Linked DNA regions of Homo sapiens: region 1 is linked to region 2. Evidence: chromatin loops called from intact Hi-C (ENCODE). Cell type or tissue: PC-9. All regions are shown on one strand. Links, peaks and the distances in the headings refer to the core of each region. The heading gives the core; the rest is flanking DNA.

The links. A loop is a pair of places that touch in the nucleus more often than their neighbours do. Peaks named below come from ENCODE experiments on the same cell type or tissue, not always from the same donor. Only the 100,000 strongest peaks of a DNase experiment are listed, where the experiment ranks them.
Region 1: it touches region 2 in a loop (4-fold over the local background); 6 of 110 quality-filtered maps call a loop at or near these places.

The regions. Positions count from the first base shown.
Region 1 is chr15:80,678,070-80,680,982 of GRCh38, forward strand. No RefSeq gene overlaps it. Among named protein-coding and RNA genes, the nearest start is that of ABHD17C, 16 kb to the right of the region's middle. In PC-9, for the core only: no CTCF peak of the experiment used is centred there; DNase peaks (open chromatin) are centred at 1,582 and 1,932; H3K4me3 peaks cover 1,126 bases; H3K27ac peaks cover 2,500 bases.
Region 2 is chr15:80,968,874-80,971,786 of GRCh38, forward strand. It overlaps a transcript of MESD not described here. Among named protein-coding and RNA genes, the nearest start is that of MESD, 19 kb to the right of the region's middle. In PC-9, for the core only: CTCF peaks have their summits at 1,374 (motif pointing left) and 1,575; DNase peaks (open chromatin) are centred at 1,348 and 1,978; H3K27ac peaks cover 402 bases.

The sequences.
Region 1 (2,913 bases), core at 251-2,750, 290 kb before region 2:
TTCTGCCAGGCGTGGCGGCTCATGCCTGTAATCCCAACATTTTGGGAGGCCAAGGCGAGAGGATCGCTTGAGGCCAGGAGTTCCAGACCAGCCCAAGCAACATAGCGAGACCTCCATCTCTATAAGAAATGTTTTAAAACTTAGTGGGGTGTGGTGGCACATGCCCATAGTCCCAGCTACTTGGGAGGCTGAGGTGGGAGGATTGTCTGAATGCAGGAAAGTCGAGGCTGCAGTGAGCTGAGGTTGCACCACTGCACTCCAGCCTGGGTGACAAAGTGAGATCCTGTCTCAAAGAAAAAGAAGAACCAGTTTTATACCCTTGAAGACAATATTACTCCCTGCCCCCATATCTGCCACTGAGAATGCACATCCTAGAGAGAATACGAACTTTGGAATCAGAACCAGACTCAAATTTCTGCTCTGAGATGTGTAAGCTGTGTGATATGTGACATGAAAAAGTTGTTCAGTGTTCTCTCTGATCTTCAATGTTCCCTGTGCTGGCAGCTAAGATATTCAGTGAGACCGCATTACAGCCCAACTTCCCTTCTGCCCAATCCTGCTTTCCTTTTTTCCCTTTCCCATCAACAGATGTTGATGCCAAGGTCACTCCCTGATAAACTTCCTGCATGTTGATCTCTAGCTCAGAGAGTCTGCTTTCTGGGGCACAGCCTTTCACAGTGCCCTGTTTGTCACAGGGCGAACCCCAAAACTGCGGTTCAGCCTGGGAGCCCATGTGGGTTCTTGGTTTTGTGTAGGAAAGAATTCAAGAGTGAGCTGACAGAGTAAAGTGAAAACAAGTTTATTAAGAAAGCAAAGGAGGCCAGGCACGGTGGCTCACGCCTGTAATCCCAGCACTTTGGGAGGCCAAGGCGGGCGGATCGCCTGAGGTCGGGAGTTCAAGACCAGCCTGACCAACATGGAGAAACCTCGTCTCTGCTAAAAAAAAAAAAAAAAAAAAAAATTAGCCGGTCATGGTGGTGCATGCCTGTAATCTCAGCTACTTGGAAGGCTGAGGCAGGACGATCACTTGAACCCAGGAGGCGGAGGTCACAGGTGAGCCAGATTGCGCCATTGCACTCCAGCCTGGGCAACAAGAGCGAAACTCCGTCTCAAAAAAAAAAAAAAAAAGAAAAAGAAAGAAAGCAAAGGAATAAAAGAGTGGCTATCACATAGGCAGAATGGCAGCATGGGCTGCTTGACGGAGCATACTTATGGTTTTTTATTGATTATATGCTGTGTGAGGGGGTGGATTATTCATTCCAGAAAGAGGTGGGGAGTTCCCGGAACTGAGGGTTTCTCCCCCTTTTAGACTCTATAGGGTAACTTCCAGACATTGCCATGGCATTTGTAAACTGTCATGAGCTGGTGGGAGTGTCTTTTGGCATGCTAATGCGTTATAATTAGCATTTAATGAGCAGTGAGGATGACCAAAGTCACTTTCACTGCCATCTTGGTTTTGGAGGGTGTTGGCTTGCTTCTTCACCACATCCTGTTTTATCAGCCAGGTCTTTGTGACCTGAAGCTTGTGATACCGGTCCTGCCGAACTCCTATCCCATCCTGTGACAAAGGATGCTTAACCTCCTGGGAATGCAGCCCAGCAAGTTTCAGCCTCATTTTACTCAGTCCCTGTTCAAGATGGAGCTGCTCCCATTCAAACACTTCTGACATGTTTACTACTGCCTGGCACAGAGGTAGGGCTCCATAAATGTGAATTCTCTCCTTCCTGATTCTGACCAAGATTCCTGGGTTGCCACTTACATTGCTTGTTGGTACACACTCTGGACACTTTCATCTGCTCAAAAGTCACCTTCTTGAAGCCTTTTCTGACTGACTACTTTCCCAGGGGTGGAGAGTAACTACTTCCTTGATGCCCCATAGCATTTCCTATTTGCCTCAGTTAACGTGTCACTGTACTGGCTCAGCACAGACATGGATTGCTGAGTGAACAGGAAGTTCTGCCTGTCTAGCAGGATAATTTTCTGTTGTCAGAAGCTGGGTCCACCACCTGCCTGGTGCCTATCCCAGGGCAAAGAATACGTATCATTTCTGGATTCCTGGCCCTGCCCCACTTTGTTTATAATGTCCCAAAACACCTACTTATGTAAACAGTGCAAGGTTCCAATTTTATTAGAAGCAATTCCACAGAAGGCTTTGAATGCTAAGAGTGTATACCTAGTTGGTAGCCAACTATTTCCAATGCTTTGGGAAAATGGAGCATGATAAAAAAAATAAGAACATAACGGGGTGCAGTGGCTCATACCTATAATCCCCAAATTTTGAGAGGCCAAGGCAGGAGGATCTATTGAGCCCAGGAGTTTGAGACCAGCCTGGGCAACATGGTGAGACCTCCATCTCTACAAAACAATTTTTAAAAATTAGCCATGTTTAGTGGTGCATACCCGTAGTTCCAGCTAGTGGGGAGGCTGAGATGGGAGGATGACTTGCACCCAGGAGAGGTTGAGGCTGCAGTGAGCTATGATTGTGCCACTGTACTGCAGCCTGGGCAACAGAGCAAGACCTTGTGTCAAAAAATAATAATAATAATGATAACATTAAACTTTGCTTTTAGTGATCTTCAAGGGAGCAACCTGCAAGGGTTATGGCAGTCCTTTTCAAACTGGTCCACACAATGGAATTACTTAGTCCCTCCATCAGAGACTGGGATTTCTGATCTAGAGTATGACCAAGTGTATTAGTCTGCTCTCACACTGCTATAAAGAACTACTGGAGACTTGGAAATTTATAAAGAAAAGAGGCTTAATTGACTCACAGTTCTGCAGGCTGTATAGAAGTCATGGCTGGGATGGCCTCAGGAAACTTACAATCATGGCAGAAGGGCGAAGGGGAAGCAAGTACGTCTTCACATGGTGGTAGGAGAGAGAGAAGTGGGAAGTGCTACACTGTTTTAAACA
Region 2 (2,913 bases), core at 185-2,684:
TACCAACCTTGTGGGGTTGTGAAGGGTAAATGAGGTCGGGCACAGTGGTTCACACCTGTAATCCCAACACTTTGGGAGGTCAAGGTGGGAGGATTGCTTGAACCCAGGAGTTCAAGACCAGCCAGGGCAACATAGGGAGACCCTGTCTCTACAAAAAATATTAAAAAATTAGCTGGGTGTGATGGTGCACACCTGTGGTCCCAGCTACCCAGGAGATTGAGGTGGGAGGACCACTTGAGCCTGGAGGTCGAGGCTGCAGTGAGCTGCCATCGTGCCAGTGCACTCCAGCGTGAGCAACAGAGTGAGACCCTAACTGAAAATAAAATGAGAGTAAATGAAATAAAGTATGTAAAGACCTGCACACAGTGGGTAGCATGTCACAGTTAGGTAAGGATGTCCAGAGCTTGCACACAGTAGGCACACTCCATGCTGAAAGACATTGTGTGTCTTTTAATATTCAACCTGTAAATACCAAGAAGGCAGGGACCTTGCCTGCCTTGCTATCTTTATCTCCACTGCCTGCACACTTCCCGAAACTTATTGGTGTTCAGCACTTACATGGGGAGTGCTTGTATCAACACTTGGCACATGGGTCTGAGAAGAGGTCCAGAGAAGGGGAGCAGCCCCTCTCCCAAGCAGATTACAGTGGCTGGTGTCAGTTTTGGAGTCTGCCTGCCTGAGTTTAAATCCTGGGTTTGAGGCTGGGCATGGTGGCTCACGCCTGTAACCCTAGCGCTTTGGGAGGTCGAGGCAGGCGGATCAGTTGAGGTCAGGAGCTCGAGACCACCCTGGCCAATATAGTGAAACCCCGTCTCCACTAAAAACACAAAAATTAGCCAGGTGTGGTGGCGGGTGCCTGTAATCCCAGCTACTCAGGAGTCTGAGGCAGGAGAATCACTTGAATCCGGGAGGCGGAAGTTGCAGTGAGCCGAGATGGCGCCACTGCACTCCAGTCTGGGCGACAGAGCAAGGCTCTGTCTTAAAAAACAACAACAAAAAATCCTGGCTTTGTCACTGCCTTGCAGCGTGACCTTGGGGAAAATACTGAATGGCTATGTGCCTCAGTTTCCTTGTGTGCAAAATGGGGATGACAGTATTTACTGCATAGGGCTGCTTGCTATGAGGATGAAGTAAATTAATATTACTAGAACAGTACACATGGATAAGATAATCCCTTGGATTTCCAAGAGAATTCAGAGAGAGAGGTGTATGCAGATTTTCACAGATATTTTGCAAGCACAGACTGAGCAGTCTGTTAATTAAAATAATAGCTGAAGAATTCTCACCGAAGGATCAGTGGCAAATTAGAGACACATGGTGGGGAAGCCGTGAGGCACAGCTGGTCTCTGCTGCCCCCTAGTGGGTACATCCTTTAATTTTTAAATTGACTTTCCTTTAGGAGATGATAACCACTGCAGACAGCTTCCGAAAAAGGTTCTAGTCAAATCACTTTCCCAAGCTGTGCTTTGGTTATATGGTGGAGAGAATGAACAATTCTACTTCACTTAATAGGGGTCTTACGAAGTAGTAAAGGCACTCGCTGGCCTCGTGATCACTGGCAAATCCCCTTCCCTCTGGGCTCACTCACCTGTAAACTATCTACTCCTCCACTGCAGGGCAGGTGTGAGGCTCACATGCAGTGCATAATGGGAAGTGTTGTACTTTCTGACATCAAAAACGTGTTCTTCATCATAATTATCGTTGTCTTCCTCTCTGCTTCCCGGCCCCAAATGAACTCCGTAGCTAACTCAGCCACTCCTATTCTTCGGAACTTTCCCGCTCAGACCTAGTCAAACAAAATCAGTGTCTGATGGTAGTTACGGCAGTAAGAACAGATTTAAATCAGAAAGTACTGCAATAAGGGGAAAGAGACCTCAGTACAGAAGTGGGCTCAATTCTGAATACAGCATGCACAAACAGGTTTTTACCCCAGCCAAGGAGCAGGATGGGGGCAGTAGATGGAAAATGACTAAGAGGAAATGTCAGGGGTAGCACGGATTCTGGTTAAACAGACCTAACAGGATTATGCTGAAGGTAGGCCTGGGTGATCAGATATCACCTGGGGGCGGGGTGGAGGATGGAGAATTTGATCAGATATTGAGTGATTAGATATCAAGGGTAAGAAGTTCTCAATAAATTGATTAACAGGATTCTTGCTAAAATGGGCAACTCAAGCCCCACAAGAGCAGACACTGAAAGTCAATGCTTCAAGGGCTTCAAGGAGCCTCACTGGAGGCTGGTCAAGAAGAGAATATTTGTCAACTGCTACCCCAGAGGATTCCTACTGCAAGTCTTTGTGGAAGAGCTTGATCTTTGCCTGCTGTAAATGGCTTTCAGCTCCAAGCCCTGGCCTCACCCTACCTGGTCAACGAGGTACCTGACAGCCTAGCATAGGAAAACAATGGCCATCAGATTGCACAGTCAAGGGTTAATTTCTATTTTCAGTCAAGAGCATTCACATGCAAAGCCCTAGAAATGACAAAGACCCCTCCTTAGAAACTTTAGTTGGGCTCCTCTGAGCCATCTTCTCAGCTAGGCCTTGACCTTGGACTGCTGAGCCCAGCGTTAGCAACAATCCTAAGTCAGTTAATAAGAATCCCCCTGCCCCTGATATCTAATCAAGTTCCTCTTAGTAATTCTCCACCCACTGATCCCCTCACTCTGCTCCTCTGCTGTAAATCCCCAATTGTCTTCACTGTATTCAGAGTTGAGTTCAACTTCTTCCCTTATTCCAATAGGAGCAATAAAGTCTTAAAACAATTTTTTTTTTCCAGCCAGGGTCTCACTCTGTCCCCCAGGCTGGAGTACAGTGACACAATCACAGCTCACTGCAGCCTCTATCTCTCAGGTTCAAGAGATCCTCCCGCCTCAACCTCCTGAGTAGCTGGGACTAAACAATAATCAGGGACACAG